3 separate regions of the Mus musculus genome follow, and regions 2 and 3 are each linked to region 1. Evidence: chromatin loops called from intact Hi-C (ENCODE). Cell type or tissue: left cerebral cortex. All regions are shown on one strand.

Region 1 (2,500 bases):
AAAATCTGTTTATTAAGGCAAAACATTCCCGATAAAACAGAGAAAAACAGTGCTCAAGCCTGTGTGCACAGCATACATGCACATAGACACATATGTGTGCCTGTGTGTGCACACGAGTATGCACACACTCATGCACACTCGCACACATGTGCGTGTGTAGGTCAATGGTACAGCTTGGGTGCCATTTCTCAAGAGCTGTCTTTCTTATTTTCTAGGCAACAGACTAGCTACACTAATTAAGCTAAGTGAAGCCCCAGAGATCCTCCAGTCTCTGTCTCCCCAGAACTGGCACAACACTTGGTTTTATTTTATTTTTAAAATAGGTACCAGGTATTGACCTCAGGTCCTTATGTTTGCAGAGAAAATACATTACTGACTGAGCTGTCACTCCAGCTCTGTGCCACCATATAAGTTTGATTGGCTGAATTCAGAGACTCCCTACTCTGTATGAATTGTGAGTTTCCATTCACCCTGGCCAGATGAGCAGTATTAGGCCATGTGGATGACTGATAGCATAACCATCACGAGAAAATCACATGCTCCGTTATCAAAGCACTTATGTACTCTGTCCCATGTCGATTCTGACTTGCTTTGGCCAATGGGACATCACAGTTGTGGCCAGATTGGGATATATCAAACATCTGTTGCAATAGTGGAATGTTAGTTTAACTATTGCCATGTTGTGTGTGTGTGTGTGAGAGAGAGAGAGAGAGGGAGAGAGAGAGAGAGAGAGAGAGAGAGAGAGAGAGAGAGAGAGAGGAGAGGAGAGAGAGAGGAGAGGAGAGGAGAGAGGAGAGAGAGAGAGGAGAGGAGAGAGGAGAGAGAGAGACACACACACACACAGAGAGAGAGAGAGAGAGAGAGAGAGAGAGAGAGAGAGAGAGAGAGAGAGAGAGGAAAGAGAGGAGAGAAAAACATTTATTAAAGGGAACCATCTCTGTCTTCATACCTATCAGATTTCTAAACTTCTTGAAGATTCTGGCATAGATGCTTGCTTCTTGTTAGATACAAAGCATTAGAAGCAATTTTAATCAAGTTCTTCTCGATGCTTCCCTAATTACCTTGCTATTATAACGTTGATAATTTCTTAGGAAGAAATCACTCAACGTGAAGCAAAATACTCCTTGCCAAATGCCCCATTTGAGTCACCAGGTTAGACAGCAGTTTTATTTCCAGAGAATGGGGACAGCGGGGAATGGAAAGGAAAAAGGTGTGGTCGCTTGTCTGTCATATGCTCCTGGGGTGTAATGATGCCTGCCATTGCATTGAAGGGGAACATGAGAGGTCTGGTTTCTAAGTGATTAGCTTAAGCACTCTTCATTTCTGAGCACAAAATAAATTCTATATTACAAGTTTCTATCTTCCCCCTTTCCTGTCATGTTCCACCTCCAGCCTGCCTCACCGCCCCCACCATATGCTCTGTAGAAAGCAGGACCCAGTAAGCCTGATTGAAGTTGAGGGGGAGGGGGTTGTTCAATAGACCTTTCAATGAGCTGGGGTTAAACAACTGTAGTTTTATTTCTAAATCGGTGTTTCTGAAAGTGTGGTCTGCAGGCCAGTGCTTTAACAGGGTAAATAGCACCCAGGGGCAATGCAGGGCTTTGTCCTTGCTCTCTTAAGACCATGCTAGAATTCTCCTGGGAAATAAATAAATACATAGCGAAAGAGATTCCTGTGTTTCTGGGATAACAAATTTGGAGATAAGTAGATTAATAAGTCTAGGTCTCCGGGAACCTTCTGAGCAGCTCAGCATTCGTGCTACCTTCTTTCTGCAGATTAACACCAGGACAACTTAGTGAAGTTGCTTCTGGAAACAGGAATTCTTGGACATTTTCTGATCAAAAGGTGCAGGGGGGGGGTTAATCATGTGTCTTAATAAACTTATCTCTGCATCCCGACTATCCATTGCTAAATAGGAGCATCTTTCTTGTTGAGTTATTCCATCAGAACAAGGCAAACGAAATTGCTTTTAGGGTAATATGAAGAACGAATCTTGAGAACTGAAGACGTTCAGTGCTGCAATTACATTAGTCTGCTCGCCAGGCAATACTTTAGTGGTGACTTGGTATATGAAGGCTTCCAAGTGGGCTAGGTATTAATTATAAACATGGCTTTGGACACTGGGTTTTAGCCAAGCAATTAACATTAGTTGATACAAGCTGAGGTATAGATGGTTCTCTATTGTCTGGTTTTGTTTTAAACTGGCCATGTATGCTGTCTAGTGGAATAAGAGTTTTTCTTTTTGTTTTTGTATTGCCAAGTTCTGAACTGTATGTGTATGCATGGCAGACGTGCATGTGAATTAAAGGTGGAGAACAGGTTCATGTGAACTAAGAGGAGAAGACATGATGTCCTATGTTTTTTCAGCATCTTCCTCGAGAGCATGCAGCTGTGAGGACCGCTCTTTGGGTCACCATCTGAGCCTGTGTTGTAGAACATGTAGCAAGTAAAACATTACGATGGAACTGGGGTGCAGCGAACTTTGTGGCTATGAATCTTC
Region 2 (2,500 bases), 44 kb before region 1:
CTCTTTCTGCCCTCATATCTGTATCGTTTCGAATGTTGTAAGCTTTCTCTGGCAGCCGAATGTTCCATTCTCCTTAATGTATTAAAGGGTTTCATAAACAGGGAACCAGGAAAAGTAATTGGAAGGAGAAACGTGTAGCTAAACGACTAGCTACAATTCAGAGGAGGGGGCCAGAGAGGCAGCGTACAGTAAGGCTTGGTGACACTGTACAGATGACTCTTACTTCTTAGTCCCTACAGTGAATTTATAGGATGTGTGTAGGTGCCTATGAAAGCAAGGCATCTGGCTAGCACAGTCATCCAGTCAATTAACACGGGCTTCTTTCCACGTTTGTTCTCTGAGGCACACATGAATTATACAGGATATGGTTTGGGGCAGAGAGCGGTGCCTTTTGCCTTTCCAAATGTATTATATGTTCAGTTCCAAAACTCATGTAGTCTTCTGTCATGCTGTGGTTTGGACACATCTGAAACCCTTTCTAGGTGTGTGTGTGTGTGTGTTTGTGTGTGTGTGTGTGTGTGTGTAAGTGCTAAGGTTCTAACCCAGGTCTTGGCTATGTTAGTCTAGTGCTCTGTCATGGAGCTCCTCCATCCCCGATTCAACAATGCATTTCAGGAGACAATGGACCCACTGGTAACAAATGCAGTTATTGACCACGTTTAGCCAGACAAACCTGGAATGTGAGGAAGAGGTTCTTCCTTCTTCTTGCATGTTCTAAAGACCAGGAGATAGTAATTTGAGACTAGCGCTGGTCCTGCCTGCTTTGAATTCACTTGCTATGGGGAGTTGTTATGTTTATTACTCCTAGCTTTTCAATTTGACAATATAGCTGTATGAATATACTCTATAACAATGAATTTTCCATATATTTTACAAATGAACAAAAGAACGAATGAACACATATCCAATTTAGTTTGAACATAATAGATTACATATTGAGTAAGAGAGCAAATTAAGACTTTGAAGGAGGCAATATGTTCTAAAACCTTGGAAACTGAATTGAATTTCAAAAATGCCGTTTTTAAACAAAAGTTTTCTCAATAATTTACTACTTATGTTTATATTATGTGAAGGACCTTAACATAACACATGAGCCCCCTCTTCTGAACTCTGAACTGTAGCTAGTTGTTTAGCTACCATGTTTCTCCTACCAATTAGTTTTCCTGGTTCTTTGTTTATGAAACCCTTTAATACTTTACAGAGAATGTAGCCGTAAAAATTTGAACGCTTTTGCCCCAAATCAATCAATGTACCAAATATCTTGGATCGCATATCCTAAAGTTTGTCTTGTGAAACATGTCATGTATGCAAAAGGGGTAGTGAAACGAACACACCATTTCATGGCATTCATTACAGAAATTTTATAATTATACTTGAAAGTTCAGTGGTGGAATTTTTATTGAACAAGGCTCTAATTGAAACCAGGAATAAATGATGCTATTAATGTATATCCAAGTCTTTGGAAAGAATGACACGACACAGATCTTCATGTATCCCTATCTCTGTGAGTCTGCATTTTGCTTTGCTGTTGGGGTGTCGGAAAACTGCTTGGTGAGGTGAAACACAGAGGCGCAAGGCTATGTTCCTTTCTCGCCAATGGAGTGGTGGCCTTGTGGGACTCTGACATGCCTGCCCTTCAAGGGAGGCTAAACACAGGCTAGTAGAGAGGGTTCCAGACTGCTTTTCTTCAGCAAAGAAACACGAGAAGGGGCATGGACTGGGATAGATGCTGTGGTTCTCAAACTCTTGGGGGACCCAAATGCGGCTGGGAATTGCAAAGTGTTGAGAACAAGGGTCCTCAGGCCTGAGATAAGCCTGGTGCAGGGTTAGAATTTGGCTTTAGCTGAGGGTGTGTGGCAGGAATGTGGAAGGGCCTTCTGCACCTCTGGCTCTGCGTGACAAAGGCCTCCCCCTCTGGTGGACCTTGATTAGAGAGACAGTCCTTGCTTGTCCAAACTTTATTCGTGGCAGAAAAAGATGCATATGACTTACTCAGGGTGAACAAGAGATTAAATACCTTTTGCAGGAAGAGATGCCCCAGATTGGAAACTTATTGGCTAAACCCTCAGGGCTCATCTAGATACCTCATTAACAGGGGGAACTCTGGGTTTCTGTGCTAAAGGGGCAAGTTGTCATGGTCCTCTTAGTGGGGTGTTGCTGTTACGTGTTCCAGGACAGGAATCTGGTCGGGAGTAGATTTAAATGTTCTCAATTATAAGAATTGCCAGGGTTCCTTAATCTGCTCGACCTTGCCAGTTTTTCTGTTGGCGACATGGTTCAACTTGCCCCACAATCCCTGATGATGAAGTACCTTCAATCTAGAGGCCACACTATACTCTCCCTTCAGACATCCCACCACACACCCTCTTCCTTTTGCTGTTGTTTATATTTTTATTATTACTTGTATCTCTCTGAGTGCGCACCTGTGAATAACTAGCAAAGGAGGCATTGCTTGGCATCTTCTAAATCATTTACAGTAATGTTCCTGGCTGAAAGAATA
Region 3 (2,500 bases), 54 kb before region 1:
TTTTAGCTTCTGGAAAAACAAGGGAAACAAACACCATTTCCTCACCCCCCTTCCCGCCCCCACTCCACCATGCCGTCCTCCCCTGGTATGGAAATAAATAAAGATCTTGAGGTGGTATGGGGGTGCGTTTTAAGGTGGTTTTCCACTCGTAGGGAGGAGGGAAGGGAGTTGGCTACGGTACAGAGGTGGGGGTGCGGAGACTCATTACGATTGTAGGCATTGGAAGCTTTTGTTCTCTTCAGCTGGGCTGTGGAGGCGCGGCTCTGCTCCCAGCTGTGCAGAAGCTGACAAACATCTAAGTAAAGTCTCTGAGACTGGCACTACCCCAGGAGGGGACAGTTGGACATGGAAGTAGAATCACAGGTTTGGAGTGATCAGGGATGAGTTAACAGAGCTCCTCATGTTAATACCCGCAGAGACGTCTTTCTGGGCACAGCTGCAGAAAGAGTGAGGCTGAGAGATTGGGCTGAGAGCTCTTTCATCGTTGTCAACCTTCTGTCTGCCTGCAGAGTCTGGCTGGAGCATGTTTGTGGCAGCTGCTTCAGCAGGTGGCCTCTTGAGGTAGCATCGAAGGCACAGGAGAGCTGGAAAAAAAAAGAGTGAAGACTTGGAGGGGCTGGGTATCATCTACTCTGCCACCTACCTCTCCTCAGTCACACAAGCACCTGCGAGGTTTGTTCGGCTGTGAGGGTGCCCGCAGACATCTAGTGTTGGGATTTTGGTGAGAGTGCTCCAGACAGTCGCCTACAAAAGAGCTTCTAAGCACTCAGTGAGCTATCTACTTAAGAGCTGCGTTTCTTCTGTGAGAAACGAGAAGTGTCGGGAAAAAGACTATGTGAAGAACTCACCACAGATGGGGCACCTTAACAGAGATGGGCATGTAATTGCAACTATGTACGGTGGAGGCAGGAGGATCTGAAGTTTGAGGTCAACCTGAGCACGCACAGGCACACACTCACATGGATGCATGCACACACGCCCTCCTCCGCCAGACCTACTTAAAGCACTCCTCTGTATCCTGCAGCAGCAGCAGCAGCACAACTTTGTAACAACAGGTTTCCTGGCTAGCAGGTTGAGCATACTTCTTCTTCTTCTTCTTCTTCTTTTTTTTTAAATTAGGTATTTTCTTCATTTACATTTCAAGTCCCTCATATCCCCCCCCCCACCATCCTCCTCCCCCGCCCACTCTCACTTCTTGGCCCTGGCGTTCCCCTGTACTGAGGCATGTAAAGTTTGCATGACCAATGGGCCTCTCTTTCCACTGATGGCCGACTAGGCCATCTTCTGATACATATGCAGCTAGAGTCAAGAACTCCGGGGGGTACTGGTTAGTTCATATTGTTGTTCAACCTACAGGGTTGCAGATCCCTTTAGCTCTTTGGGTAATTTCTCTAGCTCCTCCATTGGGGGCCCTGTGTTCCACCCAATAGCTGACTGTGATCATCCACTTCTGTGTTTGCTAGGCCCCGGCATAGTCTCACAAGAGACAGCTATATCAGGGTCCTTTCAGCAAAATCTTGCTAGTGTATGCAATGGTGTCAGCGTTTGGAGGCTGATTATGGGATGGATCCCCGGGTATGGCAGTCTCTAGATGGTCCATCCTTTCATCTCTGCTCCAAACTTTGTCTCTGTAACTCCTTCGGTGTTTTGTTCCCAATTCTAAGAAGGGGCAAAGTGTCCACACTTTGGTCTTTGTGCTTCTTAAGTTTCATGTACTTCTGCTTCTAAACACACACACACACACACACACACACACACACACACACACACACACACACACACACACACACACACACAGACATACAAACCCCTTAGAGGTCATTGTAGAACACTCTCACCCTGACTATGTGATCTACAAACCTTTACGTCTGTGGTTCTCAACCTTCCTAACACTTCAACCCTTTAATACAGCACCTCATGTCCTGGTGACCTCCAGCCGTACAATTATTTTCATTTTCATGCCATAACTGTAGTTTTGCTCCTGTTGTGAATCATAATGTAAACATCTGATATGTAACTCCCTTGAAAGGGTCGTTCGACACCCCTTCCCCCAAAGGGGTTGCTACCCACAGGTTGAAAACTACTGCTTTCTGGCTTTCAAGAAAATTTCCATCTATTGGAGGCTCTGGATTCAGGCTGAAACTTTTGCCTGAAGGTGGTTTGTAGATAGAATGGTAAACTAAGCTGTGTGGACCACCTCCATCTTTGGGTAGCACCAGCAGTTTGAACTTTCTCCCAGGTGCTGCCTCATTCCCCTGAGACAGCCACGTTTGCCATCCATGGTGGGGTTCACATCCTAGTTTAGGAAAATGCCAATTTCAGCTGATGCCTGTGACTCTGTGCCCCATCCCTGGGCAGTTCCACTAGCCCTGCCTGGCTGTAGCTCCCTCCTCGGTTTAGTGCAGAGAGCTGGCACCTTGCCCATTCTCCAGTGATAAGCCGCACTGTTCCGAATGCTTGTTTTGCATTTGTCATTATCTTTTGTATGCAAGGAGGCTTA

The links. Peaks named below come from ENCODE experiments on the same cell type or tissue, not always from the same donor. Only the 100,000 strongest peaks of a DNase experiment are listed, where the experiment ranks them.
Region 2: it touches region 1 in a loop (2.0-fold over the local background); 2 of 42 quality-filtered maps call a loop at or near these places.
Region 3: a loop joins it to region 1, with 2.1 times the contacts of the local background. A loop is called at or near these places in 2 of 42 quality-filtered maps.

The regions. Positions count from the first base shown.
Region 1 is chr8:30,859,946-30,862,445 of GRCm38, reverse strand. No RefSeq gene overlaps it. Among named protein-coding and RNA genes, the nearest start is that of Gm32735, 54 kb to the left of the region's middle. In left cerebral cortex, no CTCF peak of the experiment used is centred here; a DNase peak (open chromatin) is centred at 1,476.
Region 2 is chr8:30,903,639-30,906,138 of GRCm38, reverse strand. No RefSeq gene overlaps it. Among named protein-coding and RNA genes, the nearest start is that of Gm32735, 11 kb to the left of the region's middle. In left cerebral cortex, no CTCF peak of the experiment used is centred here; no DNase peak of the experiment used is centred here.
Region 3 is chr8:30,913,785-30,916,284 of GRCm38, reverse strand. Gm32735 (a long non-coding RNA gene) reads right to left here and starts at 788. Exons shown (of 2, transcript XR_378851.2): 1 at 666-788; 2 at 1-584. In left cerebral cortex, no CTCF peak of the experiment used is centred here; DNase peaks (open chromatin) are centred at 379, 680 and 940; H3K4me3 peaks cover 821 bases; H3K27ac peaks cover 764 bases.